Regions from separate parts of the Mus musculus genome. Here region 1 is linked to region 2. Evidence: chromatin loops called from intact Hi-C (ENCODE). Cell type or tissue: heart. All regions are shown on one strand. Links, peaks and the distances in the headings refer to the core of each region. The heading gives the core; the rest is flanking DNA.

Region 1 (16,459 bases), core at 6,634-10,633, 290 kb before region 2:
AAATTTCTAGACAGATACTCAGTACCAAAGTCAAATCAGATTCAGATTAATGACCTAAACAGTCATATGTCCTAAAGAAATAGAAGCAGTTATTAATAGTCTGCCAACCAAAAAAAGGCCACAACCAGATGGGTTTAGTGCAGAGTTCTATCAGACATTCAAAGAAGACCTAATTCCAGTTCTCTTCAAACTATTCCACAAAATAGAAGCAGAAAATACTCTACCCAATTCATTCTATGAAGCAACAATTACTCTGATACCTAAACCACATAAAAACCCAACAAAGAAAGAGAACTTCAGACCAATTTCCCTTATGAATATCGATGCAAAAATACTCAATAAAATTCTCACAAATCAAATCCAAGAACACATCAAAACTATCCACCATCATGATCCAGTAGGCTTCATCACAGGGATGCTGGGATGGTTTAATATATGGAAATCCGTCAATGTAATCCACTATATAAACAAACTGAGACAAAAACCACATGATCATCTTGTTAGATTCTGAGAAAGCATTTTAAAAAAAATCCAACACCCATTCATGATAAAAATATTATAGAGATCAGATATTCAAGGCACATACCTAAACCTAATAAAAGCAATATACAGCAAACCAGTAGCCAACATCAAAGTAAATGGTCAGAAGCTGGAAGCAATCCCACTAAAATCAGGGACTAGTCAAGGCTGCCCATTTTCTCCCTACCAATTCAATATAGAACTTGAAGTCCTAGCCAGAGAAATTAGACAACAAAAAGAGGTCATGGGGATACACATTGGAAAGGAAGAATTCAAAATATCACTATTTGCAGATGATATGGTAGTATATATAAGTGATCCTAAAAATTCCACCAGAGAACTCCTAAACCTGATAAACAGCTTCAGTGAAGTAGCTGGATATAAAATTAACTCAATCAAATCAATGGCCTTTCTGTACACAAAGGATAACAGGCTGAGAAAGAAATTAGGTAAAGAACACCCTTCACAGTAATCACAAATAATATAAAATGCCTGAGTGTGACTCTAACTAAGGAAGTGAAAGATCTGTATGACAAGTACTTCAAGTCTCTAAAGAAAGAAATCAAAAAGACCTCAGTAGATGGAAAGATCTCCCATGCTCATGGATTGGCAGGTTCAATATAGTAAAAATGGCTATCTTGTGGAAAGCAATCTACAAATTCAATGCAATTCCCATCAAAATTCCAACTCAATTCTTCAACGAATTAGAAAGGGCAATATGCAAATTCATCTGGAATAACAAAAAACCTAGGATAGCAAAAACTCTTCTCAAGGATAAAAGAACCTCTGGTTGAATCACCATGCCTGACCTAAAGCTTTACTACAGAGCAATTGTGATAAAAACTGCATGGTACTGGTATAGAGACAGACAAGTAGACCAATGGAATAGAATTGAAGACCCAGAAATGAACCCACACACCTATGGTCACTTGATCTTTGACAAGTGACCTAAAATCATCCAGTATAAAAGACAGCATTTTCAACAAATAATGCTGGCACAACTGGTAGTTATCATGTTGAAGAATGCAAATTGATCCAGTCTTATCTCCTTGCACTAAGGTCAAAGCTACATGGATCAAGGAACTCCACATAAAACCAGAGATATGAAACTTATAGAGGTGAAAGTGGGGAAAAGCCTCAAAGATATGGGATCAGGGAGAAAATTCCTGAACAGGACAGCAATGGCTTGTGCTGTAAGATCGAGAATCAACCAATGGGACCTCATAAAATGGCAAAGCTTCTTGTAAGGCAAAAGACACTATCAATAAGACAAAAAGGCCACCAACAATTTGGGAAAAAATCTTTACCTATCCTAAATCAAATAGGGGACTAATATCCAATATGTATGAAGAACTAACTCAAGAAGTTGGACTGTAGAATATCAAATAACCCTATTAAAAATGGGGTACACAGCCGGGCGTGGTGGCACACACCTTTATTCTCAGCATTCAGGAGGTGGAGGGAGAACAAACCTCAATTTAATATGGAAAACAAACAAACTAACTAAAATCCACAATAACCCAAACAATCCTCTATAGTAAAAGAACTTTGACCCGGCTGGGGTGGCACACACCTTTTTTTTTTTTACAGTGGAATTCCTTTTTTTTTTTCTTTTTTAATTAGGTATTTTCCTTGTTTACATTTTCAATGCTATCCCAAAGGTCTCCCATACCCATCCCCCCAATCCCCTACCCACCCACTCCCCCTTTTTGGCCCTGGCGTTCCCCTGTACTAGGGCATATAAAGTTTGCAAGTCCAATGGGCCTCTCTTTGCAGTGATGGCCGACTAGGCCATCTTTTGATACATATGCAGCTAGAGATAAGAGCTCCGGGGTACTGGTTAGTTCATATTGTTGTTCCACCTATAGGGTTGCAGTTCCCTTTAGCTCCTTGGGTAATTTCTCTAGCTCCTCCATTGGGGGCCATGTGACCCATCCAATAGCTGACTGTGATAATCCACTTCTGTGTTTGCTAGGCCCCGGCATAGTCTCACAAGAGAGAGCTATATCTGGGTCCTTTCAGCAAAATCTTGCTAGTGTATGCAATGGTGTCAGCATTTGGAAGCTGATTACGGGATGGATCCCTGCATATGGCAATCACTAGATGGTCCATCCTTTCGTCATAGCTCCAAATTTTGTCTCTGTAACTCCTTCCATGGGTGTTTTGTTCCCATTTCTAAGAAAGGGTAAAGTGTCCACATTTTGGTCTTCGTTCTTCTTGAATTTCATGCGTTTGGCAAGTTGTATCTTATATCTTGGGTATCCTAAGTTTCTGGGCTAATATCCACTTATCAGTGAGTACATAGTGTGCGAGTTCCTTTGTGATTGGGTTACCTCACTCAGGATGATACCCTCCAGGTCCATCCATTTGCCTAGGAATTTCATAAATTCATTTTTTTAATAGCTGAGTAATATTCCATTGTGTAAATGTACCACATTTTCTGTATCCATTCCTCTGTTGAGGGGCATCTGGGTTCTTTCCAGCTTCTGACTATTATAAACAAAGCTGCTATGAACATAGTGGAGCATGTGTCCTTCTTACCGGTTGGGACATCTTCTGGATATATGCCCAGGAGAGGTATTGCGGGATCCTCCGGTAGTACTATGTCCAATTTTCTGAGGAACTGCCAGACTGATTTCCAGAGTGGTTGTACAAGCTTGCAATCCCACCAACAATGGAGGAGTGTTCCCCTTTCTCCACATCCTCGCCAGCATCAGTTGTCACCTGAGTTTTTGATCTTAGCCCTTCTGACTGGAGTGAAGTGGAATCTCAGGGTTGTTTTGATTTGCATTTCCCTGATGATTAAGGATGTTGAACATTTTTTCAGGTGTTTCTCTGCCATTCGGTATTCCTCAGGTGAGAATTCTTTGTTCAGCTCTGAGCCCCATTTTTAATGGGGTTATTTGATTTTCTGAAGTCCACCTTCTTGAGTTCTTTATATGTATTGGATATTAGTCCCCAATCCCAGCATTTGTAAGACAGCCAGGGCTACACAGAGAAACCCTGCCTTGAAAAAAACCAAAAAAAAAAAAAAAACCAACCCCCCCCCCCAACAAAAACCCAAAACACCTTTTGGTGGTCCCTCCTCTGATTTCAAGTTCTACTTCATAGAGATAGTAATAATAATTTTCAAAAAAGAACATGTGGTATGGTGTTGCTATAAAACCTGACAGGTTTATCAATTGAAACCCCAGAAATAACCCACACATGTATGAACACTTGATTTTTGACAAAGAAGCCAATACTACATGGAGATAAAAAAGCATCCTCAATAAAAGATACTGATCTAACTAGATGTCTGCATGGAGAAGAATGCAAACAGATCCATAACAACTATCTTCACAAAACTCAAGAGCAAGTAGATATCAACATAAAACTATATATGCTAAAACTAAAAGAATAGAAAGTGAGAGATATCCTTGAACACATTAGCACAGGACACAACATCATGAACAGAAAACCAATAGCACAGGAACTAAGATCAGCAATTAAAAAATGGTACCTCAAAAAACTGAAAACAAAGGACACCATCAATAGAACAATAGGGCAGTGGACAGAATGGTAAAAGGTTTTTTTTTTTTTTTACCAACTTCACATTTGAAAGAGGACTAATTTCCAAAATATATGAGACTAAAAAACAAACAAACAAAAATCAACTAGCTATCAACAAAGCAAATAATTCAATTAAAAAATGTATATAGGTCTAAACAGATATTCTCAACAGCGAAATCTCAAAGGAACAAGAAGCACTTAAAGAAATGTCAACAGTCTTATTTATCAGAAAAATTCAAATTAAAATTACTCTGAGATTCCATCTTATACTTGTCGGAATGTCTAAGATAAGAAACACAAGTGAGGGTACATGCTGGCAAGGATGTGAAACAAGGAGAATTTTATTGCTCTTTTATTGCTGATCCGAGTGCAAGCTTGTAGCCCCACTGCACGAATTAAGATGATGATTCCTCAGAAAATGTAGAAATGATCTACCTCAAGACCCAGGTGTGCCATTCTTTTTTTTTTTTATATTTTAATTTACATTTCAAATGTTACACCCTTTGCCTGTTTCCACTCCGGAACCCCCTATCCTCTCCTCCCTCCCCCTGCTTCTATCAGGGTGCTCCCCCACCCACCCACCCACTGCTGCCTCCCTGCCCTGGTATGCCCCTACACTGGGGCATCAAGCCTTCACAGGACCAAGGGTCTCTTCTCCCATTGATGCCCAACAAGTCCATCCTCTGCTACACATGAGGCTGGAACCATGGGTCCCTCCATGTGTACTCTTTGGTTGGTGGTTTAGCTCTTGGGAGCTTGGGAGAATCTGGTTGACAGTGTGTTTTGCCTTACAAAAGCTTTGCAATTCCATTCTACCACAAGGACTGCTGTTCAACTATTTTTATAGCACCTTTATTCACCATATACAGAAACTACAGACAACCTAGATGTCTCCCAGCTGAAGAATGGATAAAGATAATTTGCTATGTTTATACAATAGAGTATTCCTCAACTGTTAAAAAAAATAATAGCATGAAAATGATATTGAATGGAAGTGAAAAAATTATCCTGACTCAGGTAACCATTTCCCAAGAGCCAAAATGGTATGCAATCACTTATATGTAGATATTTTCAGACAAGTATAATTATGCTGTGATCCACAGACCTAAAGAGGCTAACTAATAAAGAAGGCTGGTGGGAGAAAGTATCAATCTCCCTGAAGGGAAATAGAATCGATTTTGTGAATGGCAAAGTTGGGATCAGGTGTGTGTGTGTGTGTGTGTGTGTGTGTGTGTGCGCGCGCACGTGCGTGCAGGAAGACAGTACTTGGAGAAACTCCTGGAATTGGTGAGAATCTCAGGGGTGAGCTAGTAACCCAATACAACGGAAATGCCTAGTAATCTGTGAGGGTAACCCTAAGACTCCTAGCAAGGAGGGATAAGGAGCCTGAATATGTCATCCCCAAGGAAAGATTTCCAGTGGAGGGATTGGGACGCCAAATCAGCAAAAAAGAAAAACAAACAAACAAACATGCAAACAAACAACAAAACAAAACAAAAACCTGTCGATCTATAATTTATCCTACTTGCAATATGTGCTGGCCTAAATCTCAAGCTGAAATTGTGGAAGTAGCCAACCAATGACTGGTCTAGCTTGAGACCCATGCCACTAGAGGGAGCCAAATCCCGACACTGCCTGGAAGACCAGGAATCTGAGGCTGGATAGGCCTGAGACCTAGAAAAATAACCAAACGCAATTGGCAAAATAAAGCAAAATAAGAAACAAACAAACAAACAAACAAACAAACAAACAAACAAACAAATAAATAAATAAATAAATGGAAACAGATGCAGAGACGCACAGCCAAACATTAAGCAGAGCTGGAGGAATTCTGGAGAAGAGGGGGACAAAGGATTGTAGTAGCCAGAGGAATCAAGGAAAGCAAAAGGAAAACCCACAGCATCAATGAACCTCGGGCTTACAAAGACTGTAAACAACCAGGGAGCCTGTATAGGACTGAGTTAGGGCCTCTACATATATGTTATAGCTGTGTAGCTTGGTCTTCTTGTGAAATTCCTAACAGTGGGAATGAAAGGCTGTCTCTGACCCTTTTGCCTCCTTTTGGAACCTTTTTTTCCCCCCACTGGGTTGACTCATCCAGCCTTAATAGGAGTAGAGGTGCTTAGACTTATTGAACCTTGATATGTGGTGTTTGGTTGATTTCCTTGGGAGGCCTCCCCTACTCTGAGGGGAGACAGACAAAGAGTGGATAAGGGTGGTGTGGTTGGAGAAACTAGGAGGGGATGGAGAAATGGAAACTGTGGTCAGGATGTAATGTATGAGAGAAAATAAATAAAAAGTAAAAATATATTTGAAAAGTAAAATAAGATTGGAAGTCTGAATCAAGGAACAACTTGTTAAGAAAGCACTATTCACGTCATAAATTACTTGTTAAAAAGTAACCATTTCACCAGACAGTGGTGGCACATGCCTTTAATCCCAGCACTTGGGAGGCAGAGGCAGGTGGATTTCTGAGTTTGAGGCCAGCCTGGTCTACAGAGTTAGCTCCAGGACAGCCAGGGCTACACAGAGAAACCCTATATTAAATAAATAAATAAATAAATAAAGTAATTAATTAAAAATAAATAAATAAATAAATAAATAAAATAAAACAAAATTAAATAAAATTAAAAAGTAGCCATTTCATTACAGAAGCATGGTATTCATGGAACTTGTATAAATCACTCTATAAAACAAATAATAAAGCAGTTAAGAAGCAAAAAAATTAAGAAGTAAATGCATGCACAAATACATAAATCAATCTTTTAAAATGGTAAGAACATGAATCTGAGGTCGAGTTTTGTCTCATTCCCTACTTTTAATGTGTTTCTCAAATTATAGAAAGTCTTTTCCTTCACTTATTATTGTTGAACAATAACATACAACACAGTTTCTCGAATAGGGCTGAAACTGGATGCCCTGCTCTCCGCACTGTGCTTGGTGACATGTATATAAAACAATTCACACATACCAAGTTGCAAATTGAGTTTATACCATGCTTACAGTCAGATAACATTATGTATAAAATGAGTGTAATTCTGTCTCTGGAAAGCAGACACTGAGCTGTAATTAAGAGAGGAAATGTTTTATATGCAGGTAGAAGAAAATATTTCAGCCATAAATCCAAAATATGAAAGAACAGTGTTAATCTCAGACTATATGAGAACTGACAAGTCTCAAGTGGGTGAAGGGGCTAGACAGCCAAATTACCGTAAAGGTTATATACAGTAACAATAAGAGAGAGGAAGAGTGAGTTTGCCATTTTGTCTGGAGGGAATCCAAGACTACAGACTAAGTTTAATGTTCTGACATCATAGTTTGACACTGACAGCCATGTGCCTTTATGAAACCAAGTAGATAGCTTTGTTTTCCTGCTTGTGAAAGTATATAGTCCCTGCTGTCTGAAATGCACTGTGTAGTCCTTGATGTCCTAGAACCTAAAACGTCCTCCTTCAAAATTCTAAATGTTGCAATTATAAGCATAATAATAAGCCTGGCTTACAAAAACTCTTCCTTTAATAGAGATCCACAAGGGACTTTTCAGGTCATTTTGTCTTGTAAAGCAAGAATACCCTGTTGTTTCAAATCTCCACTTAATAACTAAAAAGTTATCAAAAAAGTTGGGCAGTGGTGGTGCTCGCCTTTAATCCCAGCACTAGGGAGGCAGAGGAAGGCAGATTTCTGAGGTCAAGGCCAGCCTGTTCTACAGAGTGAGTTCCAGGACAGCCAGGGCTACACAGACAAACCATGTCTGGAAAATCTAAAGAGAAAAAAAAAGTATCAAAAGAAAAAAGCCCCATAACATTTCTGGGCCTAGAATTCATTTCTTGTTTTATGAAAATATCAACACCAATAGCTACTATTGTATTAATGTTCAAATTAAATTAAATAATATTTATAAACATCTCAGAACAGTATCCAGAACTTAGCCAAGACTCAATAATATCTGAAATGTGTTATTATCGCTACCATATGTGTACATATCCTACCATTTCAGAAAAAGGATTTTATTTGTGCATAATTTGTATGCATCATTTCTTTTGAATAAAATCAGGAGATAGTGGTAAGTGTTGTAATCCCTGGTGATCTGATGCTTACAATCAAGGAGTTTAGGATTCCAAATTGATAAGCTCCCTGAACTGTACAGTGAACTTAAAGCTAGCCTAGGCGAATTAGCAAGGCTGTACCTCAAAATTGAAAACTAAAGAGAGTTAGGGTTATGATTTAATGCTGGACTATTTGCCTATATCTATGAGTCTCTATGTTGAATCCTTAATACAAAAACAATAACAAAAAAGAGAAACAAAAAAAATAAACTTTCCATGCACTCACTAATGTGTTCTTTCTCTGATTCCTATTTCTAACTTTTTATTGATAAATTCATATAATTTTACTTAAAATGTATAATCTACTACCTTAATTGAGCCAATGATATTTTGTTCCAAGACACAGTGAAGTTTATATAACATGTATAAGTTTGTATCCAGTTTAGTTGACTAGACCAGAAAAAAAAAAGGTTATTTGTTTTTATGCAAATACAGTGAGGTACTCTTAAAGAAACCCAACTTTGAGTGGCACATCCTGCAAAGATTAGAAAGTCCAGCAGATTTGACAGGTGCTTTTGTCTGTGGTATCTGAGGCACTCCTCTGATTCTTGCTGGAAGCAATATGTGAAGACAATCCAGACTTCTCTTTGTCCTGTTTGAATTTCCTGAATAATGCAAACCTAATGAAGACCCATAGAGTTCACAGAACCTCATCCTTTCTAATACTCTAAACATTCTTAGCTTATCATCTCTCATGATGACAGTACCATGGAACTGTGGAGTGTCATCATGAAAGATGAATAGCTGAAATTTTTTTCTTAAAAATACCACCCTAAGATATGCAAAAAAGTTATAGAGATGTTTTAAACAATTTTACTAAAAATGCTTTTTTTTCTTTTAGAATACAACGTAAGTTTCATCATACAACAATTTAACATGACCTATATGCAAACTCTATTCTTCTCAAGGCCATTTTCATTAGACCCTCTATATATTTGGAGTTTTCTTCTTGTAAATCCTATGATTTCTTTGGATCCTTCATAACATAAGTCAAAATCTTTACAAAAGAAGTCTATATCTCCAAGAGCTCCTAGACCAATTTCTAACAACTATTTTTATTATTTATTTTTGATTAAATTTTGTATTAGGACTTCTTTGATTTATTTTTGAATATTTGTTTTTATCCAATATAGTTGTAATAGTGAGAATAGATGGAAAGTGAAAATCTCCAAAGGAAATGATGATGAATGTATAAAATGAGTTTGTAAATTGTTAGGTATTCTTTCAATACTAGTGCTAATGCTAACTAATGCTTTTCACATTATTCTAAAAGAACTCTACTACTACGGGAATGATAGCTAACACTGAAGTTTTAACAAAATTCAAGGAAATGTGAAAGCATTTATTTGCTAGTGAAAATAGGCAAGTCTCTGTTTATGAGAAGATGCGATTACCATGGATTATTAAATGGCTTTGTGTGATAGTGGTTGATTTTGAGTTTTGGCACTGCCTTCATTACTTTGTAATTTGGGATTAGTTGTTTGTATTAGTTGTTTTTAGGGGTCAAGGATAAATAAGTTTTATCATTTCTGGTCACAATGAAATTAATACCAGATTTCTTTTTCTATATAATTATATTGAAATATGGGCAAAACACATAAATCTATTGCAGTAAGATATTTGGTAATATGATAGCAGAAATGTTTTCCCATTTGAGGTAGAGAAATAAAATGAGAAGTATCATTTTTCTTCTAGCTCCCTGCCTGGATCTATAGCCTAGGTTAGTAAACAAGGAGAAAAGACTTACATAAAGATGATTTTTTTTTTTTTACTTGCAGAGAACTTAGACAGTGACTATAAGGGAAGCAAAGGTAGCTAAGATATCTGGACATAACTAGGGAATAATTTAGAGTAATGATTATAAGCACAAGAGGTAGAAGTCCTCTGGCTACAGAGCTGTTAGAAAAGATGGGACTGTCTTAATCAGTTGAGGGAGAACAACTAAGACAGCTATATTCCTCAAGTACTTGTCACACTATTCCCATGGCTTACACAGGGAATAAAAATCATCTGAATTTCAGATGCCTGGAAAAAAAAAAGAAGAAGTTTCTAATTAGACATTGAAACATTTAGTAGAGACTCAAGAAAAGATATCCCATAACAGTATAGAAAAGTTAGCCCAAAAGTGAGAACTATTTAAATCTTGCCTTTGCCAATTTGGAATAATACCTAAAAATGACCAACACAATGGAAGATAGAAAACTGTTTTTTACAAAAACCTAGGTGTCAGCTGTATCCCAGTTGTGACGCCTTTAAATCCTTTGATAGAATGAAAGACAGGTAGATTATCTTATTACCCTGTTTGTCACTAGCAAGCTATAATAGACTAATCACTGAGATGCAGGAACAAATGAGAGATCCCATCTAAAAAAAATACAAGATGGTCAGTAGCTGAGAAACAATGCCTGAGGATGTCCTCTGGCTTCCATGTGCCATGTTTTCCCATTTGAGGTAGGAAATAAACTGAGGAGTATCATTTTTTTTTTTTAGCTCCCTGCCTGGATCTATAGCCTAGGTTACTAAACAAGGAGAAAAGACTTGCATAAAGATGATTTTTTTTTACTTGCAGAGAACTTAGACAGTGACTATAAGGGAAGCACTTGAACACATATGTGCACTAACACATATATGAGCATGCATACACACATGTGTACATACCTATGGACACACATGATCAAAAATGGCTTTCCTGTGAATTAAATAAAAAATAATAAAACAATTAATGCCCATAATCTACTCTATCAGATATTAATTAAAATGTTCAATTTTCAAAGTCAGTATGCTCTAACATTAAATCAGTTTTGGTATCCTTAGAACAAAACAGTAGATTTCATACATTGAAATGTAGCAATTTAAATCATTTCCTTTGACTAAGCAGGGCCTAAAAGAAAGAGACTTTGGTGGTTTCTTTTCTACTAATCATTAATAATAATCCAAAGTTTTCTAAAGTTATGCATTAGCTTGCTCACTGCATATTTTACTGCTTCCAATATCCAAAGTAATTCATAGCAGATATAAAGAAAAACAAACAAACAGACAAACAAACAAACAAAATACATCAAAACGTCTATAGACTTCAGGGAACTCATGAGCACATCTTCTGAATATATATTGTATATGAATTTCCTTGCTAGATATTTATTTACAGACCAGGATCTTGTAAGATTTCAAAGGCATAGAAAACCTTACAAAATATGCAGAATTTCGTGAGAAAAATAAAATGAAAAATTAGATTAAAACTAAAACTGAAATAGCATGAGCTGTTGGACCAACATAATGAAAACATTAACTTTTCTTATAATAAAACCATTTCTGAACTCAGTTGTGCAACTCCTGGGATGCATGGTTTTAAGTTCTCAGCCTGAATGTTACTCAATTTCAGAAACCACAATTTTTTTTTTAATTATGGCTCCTGCTTAAGACAAATATGCACAATTACACAATAAGGCATATACTATTCTTTTCCTAAATTCTTTTCTCTTCTTATTATTTGTGCTTAAATAGTCATTAAATAATTTCTAAGTAAGCTCCATTTCCTCCTCATATCAGTCCAGAAATCCTTTCATGTTGTAAAGCCAAGAATCTCAGCGTCATCTGAGTAAAATTCTCTGAAAATAAGTCTTTATGCTGATACGGGCAGCTCAAGATTAGCTTGGGCTTCATAGTAATTTCTCAGCCACCTTACACCATAGCGCAGCATCTTACAAAAGGAAAGGAAAGAAAGAAAAAGAAATAGAGACAAGGAGAATAAAACAGAACACACAATTATACATTCACAGATTCATGAGAAAATTACTCTCTGAACAGGACCTCTAAATAACGCTGGTGCTCACTACAGGCTGAGGGCCATGCAGGAGGAATAACAAATGCCTTTAGAATTCATGGAATGTAGCCCACTGGTTACCACAGCCACATAGGTAGGCCCAGGTGTGGCATGGCCCTGAGGACTTTGTGTTCTGCGGACTTTTTGCTGTTATGGAGTTTTGCTCAGCTTGCTGCCCTCACACCCTTCTTAACCTAAGTATCATATAAAAACTTTAAGGAGGCTTCAAGTCCCTCACTGGGCAGTATCTCTGGCATTCACAGTATTAATGGTAGACCTCTGTCAGGCATTGCTGCTGGAGCAGATTAATGATCTATCAACATCCTAGATAAGAACGTAGAGATGTAGATTGTCGACAGTAACTCTCACCTTTAGAAGACATTTGGAAAAATAAAGTTGTTAGTGAAGCTAGGTTGAGATGTTTTTACCACTGGCTCTGATGTTAAAAAACAAAAACAAAAACAAAAAACAAAAACAAAAAAACAAACAAACAAAAAAAAGTAGAGAACCATATGAAGTTCAAAAAGGCACACTCTTATTAGTTAAGCTAGGGAACCTTTAAAGTCAGGGAACAAGACCAATGGCAGCACTGGTTGATGTGACTCTCAGTGAACCTGAACTGATGATAATTGATTTATTATACCCATTTTTGCCCTCAGTTTCCTGATATGATTTAATAAGAATTGCTTATGAGTAGATATGCATTTTTGAGGATTTTAGGTAGATAGGACTGATTTTCACATAAATGTTTAGATTTGTGATTCTTTTAAGATTCATACAAAATTCCTTTTAAAGATAAATAATGAAATATTTTTTTTTTTTGCTGCCTGCCAATAAGAGAAACTGGTTGAAAAAACAACTACCTCCTTTGTTTATACTTGGTTAATCTATAGCAAGTTGCTTGATTATGAATGTATATGGGTTTTTAAAGAATAACTTGTTTTCTTTACCTGAAATATGTAATGCTATTTCTTATGAAGCTGTTGGAAAACACACTGTTTTTTCACAATCACTCACTAGAAGAAAACTGAAACTTAATCACATTGCAATTGTAAACTGCTTGAAAGCTTTTGCTGGGATATATAAGGTATGGAAGAAAGAATAAAATATGCTGTGACTGGAACATTGTTTCTCCCATTCATCAACTGTGTGTGCCTGTGTTGTGTGTGTGTGGGTGTGTGTGGGGGGTCATGTGTAAATTTTCTCTCTTCTCTTTCTCACCAGGCTCAAGGAATTGAAAGAGTTCATCGTTTTTCCACTAGCCACAGAGAGTGCCAGCCTCAGTAAATTAAGCTTTGTTCCCTCAGAAAATAATTCTGCTGAGTAACTTCTCGAATCACTGGCTGCCTTTGGCAGCAGGCCCTATAAGTATCTGGATCCACCATGGTTAGCGGATCTAAACAATGACCTGCAAAGTCTGCCTGCCCCAGTGTACTCACTACATGGGGGCCAAGGACAGTCATTGGAACCTACAAATACTATGAATAGCACAGCCACACAAGATGCTCCTAGCTTTAACCCCTGAATTATCTGGAAACAAATACATCAGCATTGCATTTGATTAGAGAGTGGTTTCCAGTGGAAAACAGGACTTGATATTCCAACTTGTAATAAGGACACATGCTCCACTATGTTCATAGCAGCCTTATTTATAATAGCCAGAAGCTGGAAAAAAATCCAGATGTTCCTCAACAGAAGAATGGATACAGAAAATGTGGTACATTTACACAACAAAGTACTACTCAGCTATTAAAAACAATGAATTTATGAAATTCTTAGGCAAATGGATATATATGGAGGATATCATCCTGCGTGAGGTAACCCAATCACAAAAGAACAATAATGATATGCACTCACTGATATGAGGATATTAGCCCAGAAACTTAGAATAACCAAGATACAATTTGCAAATCACATGAAACTCAAGAAGGAAGACCAAAGTGTGGATACTTTGTTCCTTCTTAGAATAAGGAACAAAATACCTATGGGAGGAGATACAGAGACAAAGTTCAGAGCAGACCCTGAAGGAAGGACCATCCAGAGACTGCCCCACTTGGGGATCAACCCCATAAACAACCACCAAACCCAGACATATTGCATATGCCAACAAGAGCCTGCTGACAGGAGCCTGATATAGCTGTCTCCTGAGAGGCTCTGCCAGTGCCTGGCAAATATAGAAGTGGATGCTCACAGTCATCCATTGGATGGAGCACAAGGTCCCCACTGAAGGAGCCAGAGAAATACTCAGGGAGCTGAACGGGACTCAGGGCCCCATAGAAGGAACATCAATATTAACTAACCAGTACCCCAGAGCTCCTTTGAACTATATCACCAATCAAAGAAAACACATAGTGGAACTTGTGGCTCTAGCTATATATGTAGCAGAGGATGACCTAGTCTGTCATCAATGGGAGAAGAGGCCCTTGGTCCTGTGAAAGCTCTATGCCCCAGAAAAGGGGAATGCCAGGACCAGGAATTGGAGTGGGTGGGTGGGTTGGGGAATAGGGGGTGGGGGAATAGGGGATTTTTAGAGGGGAAACTAGGAAAGGGGCTGACATTTGAAATGTAAATAAATAAAATATTAAAAAAAAAACAATACACACACAGAAAAAATTTAAAAACACCAGCAATGGTAGCACAGAAAACAAGGGCAGGAGCTGAGATGTGCTTTGGAGGTACAGATGGAAAACAGTAGAGTTTGGTATTCATTAAGAGCTTTGCCACTGTTGCAGTCCCATCTCTGTGGCTTTGATAAAAATAGCCTGACAAAAAAGAAACTTAGAAAAGAAATTTTACTTCATATTACAATCCCAGGTTGTGGTGGTTTGAATATGTTTGGTCCAGGGAAATGGCTTTATTAGGAGGTGTGGCCTTATTGGAGTAGGAGTGGCCTTGTTGAAAGAAGTGTATCACTGTGGCGGTGGGCAATGAGACCCTCTTCCTAACCATGCGGGCGACACTCTTCTCCTCCAGGCCTTTCTGGATGCTGTTATGCTCCCCGCTTGATGATAATGGACTTAACCTCTGAACCTGTAAGCCTGTCCCAATTAAATGTTGTCCTCATGAGAGTTGCCTTGGTCCTGGTGTCTGTTCACAGCAGCAAATCCCTAACTAAGACATAGGTTACAAACACTCAAGGCAGAAACTTCAAATGGCGAGGCATCACATCCACAGTCAAAAGCATAGGGAAATGGATGAATATTTTCTCGCTTGCTCACTTATACTCTTCTCTATTCTACTCTTATACAGTTCATGATGCACTGAATAGGGAGTGGTGCCATCGACAATGGCCTGAGTGTTCACACATTATTTACCTTATAATTAACACAAACCTCTTCATACATAACCACAGGCTAACCTAATGTAGACAACCCCTCATTTAACCAGAAGCCTAACCCTCATTGAGACTCTCTACCCAGGCGATTCTACATTGTGTCAAGTTAGTAATAAAAACTAAATATCACAGCCATCATTAACATTCCTCCATAAGACTGAGTTATGGGAAAGCCTCTGGGGCCACATATGGCCTGGTAGCCCTGGGTGTTATAAGAATGCAGGTAGAGGCCGGGTGTGGTGGTGCACACATTTAATCCCAGCTCTCAGGATGCTGAGGCAGGTGGATTTCTGAGTTTGAGGCCAGCTTGGTCTACAAAGTGAGTTCCAGGACAGCCAGGACTATACAGAGAAACCCTGTCTCGAAAAACAAAAAACAAACAAACAAACAAACAATGCAGGTAGAGCAAGCTATGAGGACAAAGCTAGTAAATAGCACTCCTCTATGACCCTTGAATCAGTTGCTGCATCCAGGTCCCTACTCTGACTCCCCATGAATGATGAATTATGAGCTGTAAATGAAATTCAACATTTCCTCACCACGTTGGCATGGTGTTTCAGTACAGCAATAGAAAACCTAACTAAACCAGAACTTTAGAACTTTAAAAAAAATACAATGAAATAAAAGAAATATATGTTGTATGACTAGAAATCAACATATATTTTGAAAGTCATTTACTTATTAAGAAACTAGACACTGAAATGAGATTTTTAAAGAATTTTACAGTAAAAAAAATAAAAGTGAGAATAAAATTTGAAAGTAAATCTACAAATTTGGAGGAATAAATGAATGATAAAACTTTAAAACATTGTAGGGTTGGTAACAGAAAAGTGATATAGTCAGTGTTTATGTGGGATAAGGAAGAAAATCATATCAAGAAAGGTAGCACAGGGACTGGAGTGATACCTCAGAGGTTAAGAGCACTGTCTGCTACTGTAGAGGACCCGAGTTTGGCACTCAGCATCCACTTGGTGGCTGAAGACCATCTATAACTCCAATTCCATGATATTTGATGTTCTCTTCTGAACTCTACTGGCCCTATGGACATACATAATATAAAACAAATATTTTTTAAAAGTAGAGCATAATTAATCATGAAGTGATCAGAAGAAAAAAAATTAAACA
Region 2 (16,459 bases), core at 5,301-9,300:
CACCACTGATATTGTTATTGCTCGGGTATAGTATAGGCAATCTTTTGTTTTGATTTTGTGGGGCTAGTTTTCATGACAGGAGCCTGATATAGCTGTCTCCGGAGAGGTTCTTCCAGTGCCTGACAAATACAGAAGTGGATGCTAATAGCCATCCATTGGACTTAGCCCAGATCCCCAATGAAGGAGCCTGAGAAAGTACTCAAGGAGCTGAAGGGGTTTACAGCCCCATAGGAGGAACTAGAATATGACCTAATTAGTACCCCTAGAGCTCCCTGGGTCTAAACCACAAATCAAAGAAAACACATGGTGGGACTCATGGCTCTAGCTGCATATGTAGCAGAGGATGGCCTAGTCAGTCATCAATGATAGGAGTGGACCTTGGTCCTGTGAAGGTTCTCTGCCCCAGTATAGGGCAATGCCAGGGACAAGAAGTGGGAGTGGGCGGGTTGGTAAGCAGGGTGATGGTAGAGGGGAGAGGGGTTTTCAGAGAGGAGATCAGGAATGGGGATAAAATTTAAAATATAAATTTAAATGTAAATAACGAAAATATCTAATAAAAAATGCAAGCTACTATATCACAACAGACATCTGTATCTTCTGGTCCTTATGCTCTTTCTTCTCCATCTTCTTTGATATTCCCTTAGCTTTAGCTGTAAGAGTAATGTTATAGCGGTATCAGTTGATTCTGAGCATCCTATAGCTGGTTGTCTATATTTTGAACAGTTTTGATTTTTGGAATGATCTTCATTTCCAGAAAACAATAACATGATTGATAAAATGTAAGAGAGTGTTCAATGCAGAGATCTACAACTCCTATGTTACATTTTTTTTTCTTAGGTGCTTCAATTTTAATGGAGAAAGGATTTATTATGGCTCACATTTCCAGGATACAGTTCATTGTTGCAGGGAAGTCCCGGCAGGAGGAGTTTGAGACAGCTTATCACATTGCATCTATACTCAAGATGGAAGATGCCATTGGACAGGCAAACTTTATATGCCCCAGTACAGGGGAACGCCAGGGCCAAAAAATGGGAATGGGTGGGTAGGGGAGTGGGGTGGGGAGGTGTGGGGGGACTTTTGGGATAGCATTGGAAATGTAATTGAGGAAAATACGTAATAAAAAAATAAATGGGAAATTTATAGCTTACTTTTGTGACACCAGTAGGAGGGCAAAATATGATGTAATAGTCTGAGAGTATGATGGCCGGTAAGGATGCAAGATGAGTTTAGAGATTAAAACAAAACATAGATAACAAAAAGTGAACAGTTATGATACAATAAACTCTGTGTAAGCAGTGAAAGGTTAGAATAGAAAGATTAAACAAAAAATTTTCATGCATGCTCCACGATGAGTTAGTTTGATATATTTCTCTAGGTATCAACTCTGCATCATATAGAGATTTGCTCAAAATGCAATCCTCTATTATTACCACAATAGTACTTTGTCAAGAATTAATGAAATCCTAAATCTCTCCTTCAAAACCAAAAGTGTAAATAATTTCATGTTAAAATTCTACATTCTAGAATGTATTCTCTCTATAAAGTAGTTTCATTTCCTTTCCAAGCTATGTATGTTTAAGCCACTGAAAATAGATCAGAGCTCTAGAAGACTGTGGGGTTTTTCCTTCTTCTTCTTTTTCTCCCCTCCCCCCCTTTTTTTAACCTGGTAGCTCTTGTACAAAAACAAGCAGCATTGTTAAACCAATGACACTATTGTGGACTTGAATTGTACACCTTTCAAATTTAGTTACTGTACTCCAAATTTGCAATGCTATTGCCTATGGATATAGTGATTTAATGAGGTAATTAAGAGAGTAAGCATGAAGCTCTATTAAAATAGCAACATTATAAATGGAGTAAAAGGTAATATAAGCCTTCCTTTCTCTTCACAAAATGAATTGGCAAAGTGAAAATCTACCAAGGACATCAAAGTCCACAAGGTGCTGGCAGTAGCCTAACTGGAGGCCTCCAAGCACTTTACCTTACACAAATTGGCATCCTGGAATCAAAGAAAATAACTTTTGGGATTTATGTCATCAAACTTGTAACATTTTATTATGGAATTCTAAGTATAATTGTAACATTTCAAGAGACATATTCATAGTAAGAAAGATCATTTCTGGTTTTGGAACATTTATAGAAAATTGATCTATAACAATGAAATCCTGATTTTGAGCTGTTTATCATCAAAATTTTAGTTTTACATCTTCAGATCTATTTACAAATGTCATGTATTATTAGTTGACTTTTTGAGTAACTGATTGAGGCCAAAGAACTAGTTTCTTCCTTTTGCTTTTGTTTGATTTGCCAACATCCTTTACCAAAAAAGATTGGTTTTCCCTTATTAATATTAAAAGTACCTTTGTCAAAAACAATTTGACCTTAATTAAGAGTTTATTTTCAGTCTCTTGATTGTGTATCATGGTATATTGGTCTATATATCTTCATTGATGTCACTAGTGTGTTTTAGTTACTATAGTTTTTAACTATACTTTTGAGTCAGGAAATATGAGTCCTGCTGTGTTGTTCTTACTCAAGATGAGTTTGAACAGTTATAAAGTTTGTGTTTTTACATAAAATATATGCTTATATACTTCTTTTTGTTTGTTTTATTGTTTGTTTGTTTCCTGGTTGTCCTGGAACTCACTCTATAGACCAGGCTGGCGTCAAACTCAGAAGTCCTCCTGCCTCTGCCTCCTAAGTTCTGGGATTAAAGGCATGCGACACCACTGCCCAGCTACTTATATGTTTTTTATTTAAATAATAGGATTACAATTTGATAGGGACTGTGTTTATTCTATGCATAATTTTCAGTGGGATGGATATTTATTTTAATCTATGAGTTGAAGATTTTTCGATTTTATAGATGTTCTTTATAATATCTTCATTAACTATTAAAGAGCTTTGATGGCAGATGTTTACTTCTTTTTCATTTCCTGACTGCTTTCTCAATGACTTCTAGTAGTTCATTTTATTAGATGAAAGTAACATCAATGCAGTCTTACATACAGAATGCTAGAGAAATAAGATATTTAACTTTTCCCTGTCGAGTGAAACATTAGCTTAAAGCCTATTTAAAAAGTTTCTATTCTGTGGTTTTAATCACTTATTTGGTTGATAGGTTCTATTATGTTTAATGATTTCCATGTCAGGCCACCTTTGCAACTTGAGATAAATACCACTTGATATTGAACAATATTTATAATAGTCCATTGGATTCACTTTACAATTTTGTTGAATATTTTTATATGTACATTGTCAAAATTATTAACCAATTATTTTTGTTGCTCTGTTCTCTGATTTTAGTACCAGAGAATGTTGACCTCATAGAATTTTTAAAACGTTATTATTTTTAGATCCCACTGAAACATTTTAATTATGTATCTCTTAGAGTAATGATATATTAGTTAGTGTTATTTTTAAAAAGAGACCAATATGATGTGTGTTGTGTATGTATATATTATGCATGTGTATAGATATAAATTATATATATGATTTATTATAGAACTTGAGTGTTTTTGTTATAAAGTCTGGAAAGTCCAATAACATATCTCCTTTAAATTGAATACTTAAAAATTTGGCAGCACACAGGACCAAGAACCTGCTCAGATATTTGCATGACAGAGGAAAATAGATATGCCAGCTTAAGAATACTAGGCGCTCACCCTAGCCTCACATTGATTTAATTCACATCCTTCCAAAAGTTCATAATGCGCATTAGAGTTCTCACTCACCTCCTGAAAGCCAATGTATTCACATTGCTTATATTCTACAAAGTGCATTATACTTCTATGCAATATGCATCTATGATATGTACTCACTCCACTTGAAGGTCCACATGATTTCAATGAATAACAAAGATACTTAAGTTTCTTCCCTCATACTTAGGATTGATGTTCTGACAAATTTAAAAGTATCTTTTATTCACCTGACTAAATTGTCATCTCAGGCTTACTAATGAATAAACTCAGCCCTTTTAGTTCCTTCTGATCTCTGGCTGCCTGGTTCAACTCAGCCTAGCTCAAACACTACTCTCCAAGATGACTGATTTATTCTGGCTTCTACCAACTTCTCACTTAATTGATCATCTCAGTCTCAAATTAATTCTGGCAATTGGCTATAATCTTCTGGCTCATTCTCATTGTCTGGCTCATTCTGTCTTTGCAGCCCTGCATTTAACTACACAAACTCATGAATGAAGAAAACTCCACTGCACTGACTAACCTCATGTGAACTTCAGTCTGAAGGGGCCTCTAACAATACATTCCTTTCAAAAACGACTGCCTCCTTTTAGTAAAACCTAAATAGTTTGTAATTAAAAGCATGTACTCAGGGCATGTCAATATTCCAGACAGATCATACTGTAATCCAGGGTGTGTCTACATTTCAGCAGGACTACATAGATGTAGAAGGTCTTTGAATGTCAGCTGCTGCCAGAACAGCAATGTTGCTAGATTAAAATTCCTGTACATACAAACTGCAAAGTTCAACATTTCTCTTTATTTCGGAATCATGATAGCGTGATTAATTATCTAATTTTTACACATTATCTCCTCAGAGATCATATGGAACTGAACTGATTCCATAAACAAATGAGACTATTGAAAGACTGTATTTCTGTTATCTCTAAAATTCAGAGTTGGTGTGTAAGTTTTATCATATTATGGCTTACACATTTAAGAATACAACATTTCTGAAAAATAAAATAAAAAATAAGCTGGATACACTGTTATTTTTAACATACATAGTAAGGTTATTAAAATAAGATTTAATTATAATTTTTCAAGTACTCTGATTATTATTTACATAGCAATTCAAGGCATGGTGGATAACATATTCTGTTCCTGTTACTGCATTGCACCTACATTCTTTTTGATGGAAGTAAGGCATCCTCAGCAACCACATTCTCGTTAAACACAGGACTTCACGTAAGTTTCCTACTCATAAATTTGATCAAATATTGTGACTCTCTATGAAAGGCTTTAGCTTTATTGTATAATGTCATATTCTTAAATTCATTTTTATTATTAGTGTTTTTGAACATGTACTGATTTTTCTCTAATGCATTACATCCTGACAGCAATTTTGCTTCCTTTAACTTCCCATTGCCTCCCCTCCCCTTTCCCCAGATCTACTCTTCTGTTTCTTTTCAGGAAGGAGAAGGCCTCCCAGGGTTTCAACAGAACATGGCATAGCAAGTTACAGTAAGACTATGCACAAACCCTGAAATCAAGTCTGCATGAGGCAATCCAGTAGGAGGAAAAGTTTGCAAGAACAGGCAAAAGAGTCAGAAACATTACCACTGGTAGGAGTCCCTTAAGAAGACCAAGCTACACAACCAAAATATATATGCAGAGGACAAAACACAGTCCAATGTAGGCTTTAGTCTTTATCAGCCCCTGTGAGCCCATCTTAGTTGATTCTGTGGGTTGTGTTCTTCTGGTACCTTTGACCCTTCTGGCACCTACAATGCTTCCTCCTCACGTTCCATGGGGTGGGTTCCTGGAATTCTGCCAATGATTAGCTGTTGGTTTCTGTATCTGCTCCAGTTAGTTGCTGGACAAAGTCTCTCTGATAACTATTATATGAGTGATCTATGGGTGTAGTAGAATCTCATTGGGAGTCATTTCATTGACTTAGCTTGTTCTTGGGTTTTGTTTGTTTGTTTGTTTGTTTGTTTGTTTGATTTTTTCCTAGTCATGTTTGGTTCTATCCTCGGTTGTAGGATTTTTAAAGTTATAACTTTCACAATTGTTGGATTCGCATACTCATGTTTTTCAGATTATTTTTAAACATACATCATGACATCGTAATTTTTTGAAAAAAAAATATATATATGTAGGAAGATATTCTTAAAAAGCATTTTGCAAAAGTTTGTGCTGCCTGCTTAAAATGCTAATTGTTCTGTTTGCTGCTCTTCCCTCCTTTTCTTCCTCATATACTTTTCTATAAATGGGTAGTGTGTTGATTTGCATGTATTCCACACATCTTATTATATACAACATTTTAAACCACAGAAAACAAAACTTACTTCTTCAAAACCTATAGGGTTTGTGGAGAGTCATTAGAATGCCAAAAACTCTCAGTAGAATTAGAATAAGTACACAAGTTCCTGTGCATCTGGTTTAGCATTGTGTACTCCTTGCTGACTCCTACTGCAACAAATTACCTCTATTTCTAGGGGCTGGATATAATTGAAAGTTAGATTTGAAGATTAGGAGTCCACAGTAGCTCTTAGGAGGCAGCAAAGGAAATGCCAGTGGAGTGTTTCCCTCTAGAATCTTTAGGAATATGTTTCAGTGTTTGGTGGGGTTCTGCTACTTCCTCTTCATTCAGAAAGCCAAGAGTGGAGCATCATTTTCTGTTTCCCAAGTCTCTTCTGTTCATAGATTTCTTTTTTTAATTTTTGTACTATAGAGAGTGACACTGCCCATGCTCCGAATGTTTCAGAGTTCTGGAATATGTCTATGTTTTACCTTGCAATCACACTTAATAAGAAACAAATTAAATTAGTGATTAATTTACATTTAAATAGCCACAACCAAACTGTACCAAACATAATTTTATGAGAATGTTTGATCGTACATAATTTATGTCTGAAAATAATTCTAATTTGGCAAGTTCTTCAACTAGAGGAAATTAAGTAATATATTTTATATGTATCATGCCATTTGTGTACATGTTTTTATAGGTTAACTAATTTTATACTTGAGTCTATCTTATTTCTTATTTCTCTTTAAAAAAAAAAAAGTGTAAGTTATGCTGGGGCTAGATGTGTACCATCAAGCATTTGAAACTATTCACTGTAAGTATTTTGAGCCTGTGCTATTACAATGAACTTGGAAGTGACTCTTCTTTCATTACAAGGGAATGACTGCCCTCTAGTGGTTTCTAGATTTTGGTAAATACAAGGAACGCAATGTTATTTTCAATTTACTCAAAAATTGTAAATTAAAGAGAAAAATTTCTAATTATTCTAAATATTAGAATAAAGCACACATACTACTCTGAAATATATCCAAAAATATCTCCACTATAAATAACATTAACTTTTTTATTAGTAAACCTGGAATATTTATTAATCCTCAAACTGAAAATGCTAGGTTTCACTTCTTGTATCATTTGTTAGTACACTCTACTAATATAGAGATTGATTATTGAAAGGTGATTATCTACTCTGGCCTAAGTTAGGTCAAATTCATTTCAAACATGTTAACTTAGCCGGGTGTGGTGGCTCACGCCTTTAATCCCAGCACTTGGGAGGCAGAGGCAGGCGGATTTCTGAGTTCGAGGACAGCCTGGTCTACAAAGTGAGTTCCAGGACAGCCAGGGCTATACAGAGAAACTCTGTCTCGAAAAAAAAAAAACAAAAAACAAAACAAACAAACAAAAAAACCCAAACATGTTAACTTGATTAAGTCTATTTTATGTTTTATTTTTTCATAAACCAGCAGGTTTGATATTTTAAATTGCTTCCAAAATGATGAAATATAACATGGAGATAATTTTATGAGTGGACATAAATAATTAGAAAGTGTCACTTTAGCCTGAGTGTGGTGGCTTGCTCCTATCCTACCAACAGAATAATTGCAAGTTTAAAGTCAACTGTGCTGTAACAAATAAAATAATACACATTTTAAAATAAATGAATACAATAATTTTGATTTTAGTTTATTTTGTTCAACTTATATTAACAGTGTTATTTTCTATGAAGAGGAGGTGAATTTGAACTTAAATTTAAATTTTAATTCATAAGGTAATTTCAAAAGTGTTTGAAAAAACCATCTCATCCAATGATGTTTAAAAAGTAAGATGAAATTGTGAGAATTTATGATATTTTTATTGTCTTACACTGTATGGGCTCAGTATATTTGAAAAAACTATATGAATGGGATTTTTACAAACTTTTAAGTATTTTTCTTAATCATATACACAAAATATATTGAAAGGAATAGTAATCTTACAATAATTATGTCTGTTATTAAATATTTACCCAATATTTACCTTTTTAACAAGGATGAGAACCTCTAAACATTGTAACCTTGGAATTTTCTACTCTGCTTGCAGACTGCACCCCAGTCAGAAAAGATTTCTGTAATTCAACTGCTCAGAGTCTCCATCCACTACAAGCTACTATTTACTGCTTTTGATTCTGTTGGTAGGGACACTCAAGAATCTGGGTTTCTTCTTATGAACAGATGCTCTATTCTTCTTGCAGAAAATGTTGCAATTCAGAAAAGCCGATCATACAGCAATAGGTTGTCTTCATCTGCTGAGTCTTTCCTCCTTTGCTGTGCAGAAGTTTCTAAATTTCATGCAATCCCATTCATGAGTCATTGGAATTATTTCTGGTTTTGAAAACAAATCAAAACAAAAACAAAACAAAGCAAAGCAAATAAAGCATGCCTACACCTATAATTTGAAGTATGTTAAGTTCTAAAATTTTCATGTCTTTTGTTTAAAAATCTTTGATCCAAAGCCCCCCGCCCCCCGTGCCTCACCCCCAGAAACTGAATATTTCCATTCATTCTCTTAGCTCTCTGGACTTCTCTCCTGTTTCCCACCCCATACACAATCCCGCCCCAATTTTCCCCTCCTGCTCTCCTCTTCCACAAGTTTGTCCCTGCTTCTGCCTCACATGATTATTTTGTTCCCCCTCCTAAGTGGGATTCTCACTTGGGTCTTCCTTCTAATTAATCTTAATGGTGTGTGGGTTGTATCCTAGGTAGTCTCTACTTTTTGGTTAATATCCACTTATCAGTGAGTAATTAGCATGCATGTCCTTTTGTATCTGGGTTACCTCCTCAGGATGATATTTTCTAGTTCTATCCATTTGCTTGCAAAATTTATAATGCTTTCATTTTTAATAGCTGAAGAGTATTTCATTGTGTAAATGAACCACACTTTCTGTATCCATTCTTTCAGTTGAGAGACATTTGGGTTGTTTCCAGCTTCTGGCGATTGTGAATACAGCTATTATGAACATAGTGGAGCTGGTGTCCTGGTGGTATGCTTTCGGTATGGAGCTTCTTTTGGGTATATGCCCAGGAGTGGTATAGCTGGGTCTTCAGATAGAACTATTTCCAATTTTCTGAGGAATTGCCAGATTGATTTCCACTTAGAGACTCCCAGTATTCCATGGGGATGACCTTATCATAAATGCCCAATGGTGAAGAAAGAGAACCTGACTAGACCACCTCCAGTAGAGAGACAGGGTCCCAATTTGAGTGATGAGGTTACCAATCCACCAGCAAAATTTCTGACTCAAAATTTTTCTTATCAAAAAGGAATGCAGAGACAAAAAATGGAGCAGAGACTGGAGGAAAAGTTGTTCAGTGACCAGCCCTACTTGAAATCCATCCCATGTGTGGTCACCAAACCTTGACACTATTACTGATGTCATGTTGTGATTATAAACAGGAGCCTAGCATGGCTATTCTGAGAGGCCCTACCAGCTGCTCTCTGAGAAATAATCAGATACTTACAGCCAACCATTGGAGTGGAGACCTCTATGGAAGAGTAAAGGGAAGGATTGAAGTAGCTGAAGAGGATGCAACCCCAAAGGAAGACCAATAGTGTGAACTAATCCGGACCCCTAGGAGCTCCCAGAGGCTGAACCACCAAACAAAGAGCATATACAGGTTGGTGTGATGCTCTTGTACATATGTAGAAGAGGACTGCCTTGCCTGGCCTCAGTTGGAGAGGATGTTTCTAATGTAGAGATTTGAGGCACCAGGGAAGGGCACCTGGGGCATGGGCGAGCACCCTCTCAAAGGAAAAGGGGAGGGGGGATTGGGGTGAGAAACTGCCAGGGAGGACTGGGACAGGTGCAATGTCTAGAAGGTAAATAAGTAAAATAATCAATTAAAAAAATCTTTGATCTATTCTGAACTGAGTTTTTATATATAGTGGAAGATAAAAGTTTATTATTTGTAGATGATATGATTTTATACATTAAACACTACATCAGAAAGCTTCTCCAGCTTATAAATACCATCATCAAATAGCAGGATACAAAAAAAACACCCACAGAATTCAACATCTTCCCTATATACAAGGGACAAATATACTGAAAAAAAATCAGGAAGATATTACCTTTTACAAGAGTCTAAAATATACCTTGTGATAACTGTAAAACTCTAAGACTTTAAGGTGAAAACTTAAAGAAGACATCAGAAGGTGAAAAGATCACCCATGATTACGGAAAAACAGGATAAATATTGCAAAATGGTCATTCTACCCAAAACAATTTATGGATTCTTTGCAATCCTCACCATAATTCTAACACACTTCTTACAGAATTTGGAAAAACAGTTTTATATTTCATATATGTGTTTCAATTAAAATAACCGCAGAGGTTGGGTAGCTGGTAAGGGACCAGGACATGGACTATTTTCAAAGGTAGAGGAAATTAAATATGGTGTTATAATACTATTGAAGAGGAAAGTAGACTTGAACGATTAATTTGGGAGTATGATTAAAGGGCAGGATAAAGGAGGATATATGTGAAAGAGAAAAGAACACAAAAGTCCTTTTGAAAAGACAAATGAAAACCCTGAATGCTAGTCGGTAGGATTGAGAGGTAGTTTGCATGGTACCAGAATATAGCAGTTCCCAACTGCACACTCAAATTGTCCTGGAGGCAGCAGTGACTGGTGGCTGCTGCTGTGCACATCGCATGTTCTTTGCTACATGCCCCAGTGTTCTTGCTTCCTGAATGAAAGACACACACACACACACACACACACACACACACAGAGCCATTTATTTTAATATGCCTTAAACAGCTCAATGGTTGGGGCACTCCCAAACCTCCATGCGGATAACACACTCCCCTCCAATATTTCTGAGTTACTAAACTCTATATTCATATTCCACTTTTGTCATGCTAGATGCAGTGGCAGTGGGGGTGCTTTTATGTGTTGGCTGTTTCTCTGTCCTACACTTCTCAAGCCTGGTTTTCATTCCTTTCCTGGCATGCATTTTCTCCAAAGTTCCTTTAACTCATTCTCAAAAATTAAGTGATTATCACTGTCAAGGATTAATTTAGGCTCTTACTTCTACTTTTTGTTTTTGTTTACAGATCTGTCTTGTACGGATCCACACTATGTTCTTAATATGCCATTGTAATATAATTGGACATACTGCCAATGATGCTGTCTGCTGATTGCTTTAGCTTTACAAAGTCTTGTGTTTTTTTTTGTTATATTTTTAGGATTTGTAAGTATGATTATGTGAAGAATGCATTTTTGATTTGGATGTGATTATACTTGTAACTTTGTAGACTGATTTCAGTGAAATTGCTGTTTTTACAATATTTGTTTTTCTTATCCACAAGCCTGAGAAACATTCTATCTTCTAGAGTCTTCCTTAATTTCTTTCCTTGGTGCCTCAGTAAAGTCAGTGGTGTAGTCTTTCATTCATACTTTGACTAAGTTTCTTCCTAGGTAATGCACTTTATTTATTATTTATTTATTGAAGTTATTGTTATATGAAGTAAGTAAATATAGGAAAGTTTAAAAGGTAGCAGGCAATAATAGAATGAGATTCAGTTGATCTCAAGGGTGACAGCAGGCTTTATTGGGTGGAGTGGTGGCACTCCACAAGTCTCTGAGCAGTTTTGTAGTTGAGAATAGGGAGTGGGAAGGGCATGGCTTCAGAGATGTAGAAAAATGCTTTCCTGGACAGACAGCTTTTTAAAACTCCAGGGAAAGAGATAAGACAGTTTACCCATTTTACAGACTTCATATTTCAGAGCATGTGGTGAGCATTAGAGTCTTTTCCAGAACTTGATGGGGGACAGATTTCTTGTATTCTTGGTTCTATTATCTGGACTTAGAACTTTTGAGGGAACATCTTTTTATTTCAGATCCTTCATAGTCAAAGGAGAGTTTTGTCCCATCATCTTTTCTGGAAACTTACTGCTGGAGAAGGGGGGATCATTATGAAGTTCTTGAGCCTAGGAGTGAGTTTAAGAAAAATCATTATTTTTAGTGTTTATTATGTGGACAAAGTGATTGCAGTGATTCAATCCAGAAAGGATTTCTGTAAAAAGTTTTAAGGACAAGATAAAGATATGAGCAAAATGATAATGAGGAAGAAATGAGTAGATAGGGGGAGGAGGAGGATTGGAGAGCTACAATTGCTCATGGACAGTAAAGGATTTTTAGTGAAATTTCTGTGCCTGGTCTCTAAGCCTTTTTGATCCCATCTAAAACCTGTTTTGATCTGTTGGTGTAGAAGCAACACTGTTCCTGGAAGTGGGCACAGATCCCTCCATTGACATGGTGATGAGGACTAGTTTTATGAAATTTTGGAGGAATATGTATGCCAAATAATTTTGTTGATCACTGCAGGTATCAAACTGATCTTAAATAACTTGAAAGCTTTCTGAGAAGTGGTGAGACAGAGAAGTTAATTGATGCAAAGAAACCACCTGTTCTGCTATTTTTAGTCATGAAAGAACTCACATCATGACAAGAAAAATGATGAACTGGATGGCCCATTAGCTAGATGACAGGTGAAATTATCTAGAACATAAGGGACTATGTTTTTAATGGACTAACATGTGACAGCAGAGCTGTATTTGAACAAGAGAGGCAGTTAAGTATTTGAAAGGATTTCTCAGGAGTAGGGAAGTCAGGTCTTTTTCTTCATCTACAACAATATTGGGAACCAGAAGAGGTCTCAGAAAGATGTTTTAGTTAAAGTTTACTGCTGTGAACAGACACGATGACCAAGGTTCAGTCCATTATCATCAAAGGGGGAACATTGCAGCATCCAAGCAGGTGTGGTACAGGCAGAGCTGAGAGTTCTACATCTTCATCTGAAGACTGCTAGTGGAAGACTGACTTCCAGGCAGTTAGGATGAGTCTGAAAGTCGATGCTCACAGTGACACACCTACCCCAACAAGTTCACACCTTGAAATAGTGCCACTCCCTGTACTAAGTATATTCAAACCATAACTTTCCAATTTCTGGCTCCCATTGGCTTGTTCAAACACATGAGTCTATGGGAGCCATATCTAAACATAGCATCATAAAAATGTACATTTAGTCCAACTTTCAATGTCCACGTAGTCTATAGCAGTATCAACAATGTTAAAGGTCCAAAGTTCAAAGTCTCTTCTGAAATACATCCAACCACTTAACTGTAATCCCTGAATCGAGACAGGAAACTAAGTGGGTGGGCAAACTCCAAACTCTGCATCTCTATATCTGATGTCAAAGCATCTTTTAGATCTCCAACTCCTTTTTCATCTTTGTTGATTACAACAAACTTCATTTCCTGGGCTTGTTCCACTTGCTGTTAGCAGCATTTCTTAGGAAATATCTTATTTTTCTGATACCTCAAAAATCTTGGGGTCTCCAAAGCACCTTTAATGTTGTAGCTTCTTATACTTTTGGTCGTGAGTCTAACCTTTAATGGCTGAGCCATCTCTTCAGCCCAGCGTTGCAGCTTCTTGTTTTAGTGTCTGGGATCCACATATGATCTTCTGTGCTCTCCTCTATAGAACTGGCATCACTTCTCCAGCTCTGCCCTCTCTAGCACTCTAAGCTTAGGTTGATTCATTCCACTTCTGCTGCTATTCTTGATGATCATCCTACTGTACTGGCATCTCCAATATACTGGGGTCTTTTGATGCAACTAGGCTTCACCAATAGCTTCTCATAGGCTCTTTCACAATGCCAAGTCTGATGTACAATCTTGGCTATCTCTGGAACACAGCTTCTTTGTGCTCCCAGAAATCACTTCCCAGAAGATTTCACCTCAGTGATGCTGGTCTGTTCTTAATCACCACTAATTTCTTAGTTCCAGATAACTGTCATCAATTGTCCCAGTAGCCCCTTCTATTCTGGACTCTAAAGCTGGAGCCACATACAAGTTGCCAAGGTCTGCTGCTTGCCACAGGGCCTTGAACATGCCCTCCCACAATTCTATTGTCAACTTTCTGTTTTCTTATCCTATCATTTCCTAAACTTGACTGTCCTGGCACTTACTCTGTAGTTTGACCTTGAACTCAGAGATATGAACGGCTGTCTCCTGGTATTAAAGGTGTGTACCACCATGCCTAGACCTAAATTTAAGTAGGTGGGATCCTACTCATCTAATTCAATTCAACATCCTTGAACATAGGATTTAATTCCTTGTCACATCCTGGTGTCCCTTTATATTTTTCCTTCCTAAGCTTGCTACTCTTCTTCAAAATTCTTTCCATGAGACTTAACCAGAGAACCATCTATGCTGACTTTTTCTGATACTTCTTTGTCAATGTAATTAATATAAATATCTTTACATTAGCCTAAGTTAGACTCTTCAGACAATGGCAAAATACAACCACATTCTTCACCAAAATGTCACAAAACAGTCTCTTGGCCACATACTAAAAGTCTTCTCTGAAATCTCTAGAGCCAGGCTTCTACAATTCAACTTACCCTCAGCAACAAAGTCTTCCATAGTCCTACTAGAATGTCCCACTATGTCTCACTTAAAGTAGTCTACTGCTTTCCCAATCCACAAAGTACCAGACTCCACATTCTTCCAAACAAAAAAATGGTCAGGCCTATCACAGCAATACACAACTTCCAGTACCAATTTCAGTCTTAGTTAGAATTTTACTGCTTTGAACAGACTCCATGACCAAAGGAACCCTTTTAAGGACAGCATTTAATTGGACTGGCATGCAGGTTCAGAGTTTCTGTCCATTATCATCAAGGAGGGAACATGGTAGCATCCAAGTAGTTAATTTTATATCCAGCTACTGCGCTGAGCTGTTTATCAGGTTTAGGAGTTCTCTGGTGGAATTTTTAGGGTCACTTATATATACTCTCATGTCATCTGTAAATAGTGATATTTTGACTTCTTCCTTTCCAATTTGTATCCCCTTGATCTTCTTTTGTAGTCTAATTGCTTTGGCTAGGATTTTAAGTACTATTTTGAATAGGAAGGGAGAATATGAGCAACCTTGACTAGTCCTTGATTTTAGTGGGTTTACTTCAAGTTTCTCTCCATTTAGTTTGATGATGACTACTGGCCTGCTGTATATTGCTTTTATTATGTTTAGGTAAGGGCATTAAATTTCTGATCTTTCCAAAACTGTTATCATGAATGGGTATTGGATTTTGTCAAATGCTCTCTCAGCTTCTAATGTGATGATCATGTGGTTTTTGTCTTTGAGTTTGTTTATATAGTGGATTAAGTTGATGGGTTTCATATATTAAATTATCCCTGCATCCCTGGGATGAAGAATATGTGATCATGATGGATGATCATTTTGATGTGTACTTGGATTCAGTTTGCCAGAAGTTTATTGAGGATTTTTGCATCGATATTCATAAGGGAAATTGGTATGAAGTTCTCTATCTTTGTTGGGTTTTTATGTGGTTTAGGTATCAGACTAATTGTGGCTTCATTGAATGAATTGGGTAGAATACCTTCTGTTTATATTTTGTGAAGTAGTTTGAGGAGAACTTGAATTAGGCCTTCTTTGAAGGTCTGATAGAACTCTGCACTAAACCCATCTGGTCCTGGGCTTTTTTTTTTGTTTCTGGGACTATAAATGACTGCTTCTATTTCTCTAGGGAATATGGGCCTGTTTAGACCATAAATCTGATCCCGATTTAACTTTGGTACCTGGTATCTGTCTAGAAAATTATCCATTTCATCGAGGATTTCCAGTTTTGTTAAGTATAACTTTTGTAGTAGCATCTGATGATGTTTTGGATTTCTTCAAGTTCTGTTGTTATGTCTCCCTTTTTATTTCTACTTTTGTTAACTAGGACACTGTCCCTGTGCCCTCTGGTTAGTCTGGTTAAGGGTTTATCTATCTTGTTGATTATCTCAAAAAAAAAAACAAACAAAAAACCAAACAAACAAACAAACAAAACCCAGCTCCTGGTTTGGTTGACTTTTTTGTATAGTTCTTTTTCTTTTTATTTGGTTGATTTCAAGTCTGAGTTTGATTAATTTCTGTTGTATACTCCTCTTGGGTAAATTTTCTTCCTTTTGTTCTAGAGATTTTAGGTTTGCTGTCAAGCTCCTACTGTGTACTCTCTCTAGTTTCTTTTTGGAGGCATGCAGAGCAATGAGTCTTCCTCTTAGGACTGCTTTCATTTTGTCACCTAATTTTGGGTATGTTGTGGCTTCATTTTCATTAAACTCTAAAAGTCTTCAATTTCTTTCTGTATATCTTCCATGACCAATTTATCCTTGAGTAAAGTGTTGTTCAGCTTTCATGTAAATGTTGCTTTTTATTATTGAAAATCAGCCTTAGTCCATGGGGATCTGATAGGATGCATGGGATAATTTCAATATTTTTTATCTCTTGTGCCCTGTTTTGTGACCAATTATATGGTCAATTTTGCAGATGGTACCAGGAGGTGCTGAGAAGAAGGGACATCCTTTTGTTTTAGGATAAAATATCTTGTAGATATATGTTAAATCCATTTGTTTCATAAC

The links. Hi-C counts contacts between places; a loop is a spot of excess contacts. Peaks named below come from ENCODE experiments on the same cell type or tissue, not always from the same donor. Only the 100,000 strongest peaks of a DNase experiment are listed, where the experiment ranks them.
Region 1: a loop joins it to region 2, with 13 times the contacts of the local background. A loop is called at or near these places in 11 of 42 quality-filtered maps.

What each region holds. Positions count from the first base shown.
Region 1 is chr4:26,242,721-26,259,179 of GRCm38, forward strand. No RefSeq gene overlaps it. Among named protein-coding and RNA genes, the nearest start is that of Manea, 96 kb to the right of the region's middle. In heart, for the core only: no CTCF peak of the experiment used is centred there; no DNase peak of the experiment used is centred there.
Region 2 is chr4:26,537,185-26,553,643 of GRCm38, forward strand. No RefSeq gene overlaps it. Among named protein-coding and RNA genes, the nearest start is that of 4930548K13Rik, 160 kb to the right of the region's middle. In heart, for the core only: a CTCF peak has its summit at 6,892 (motif pointing left); no DNase peak of the experiment used is centred there.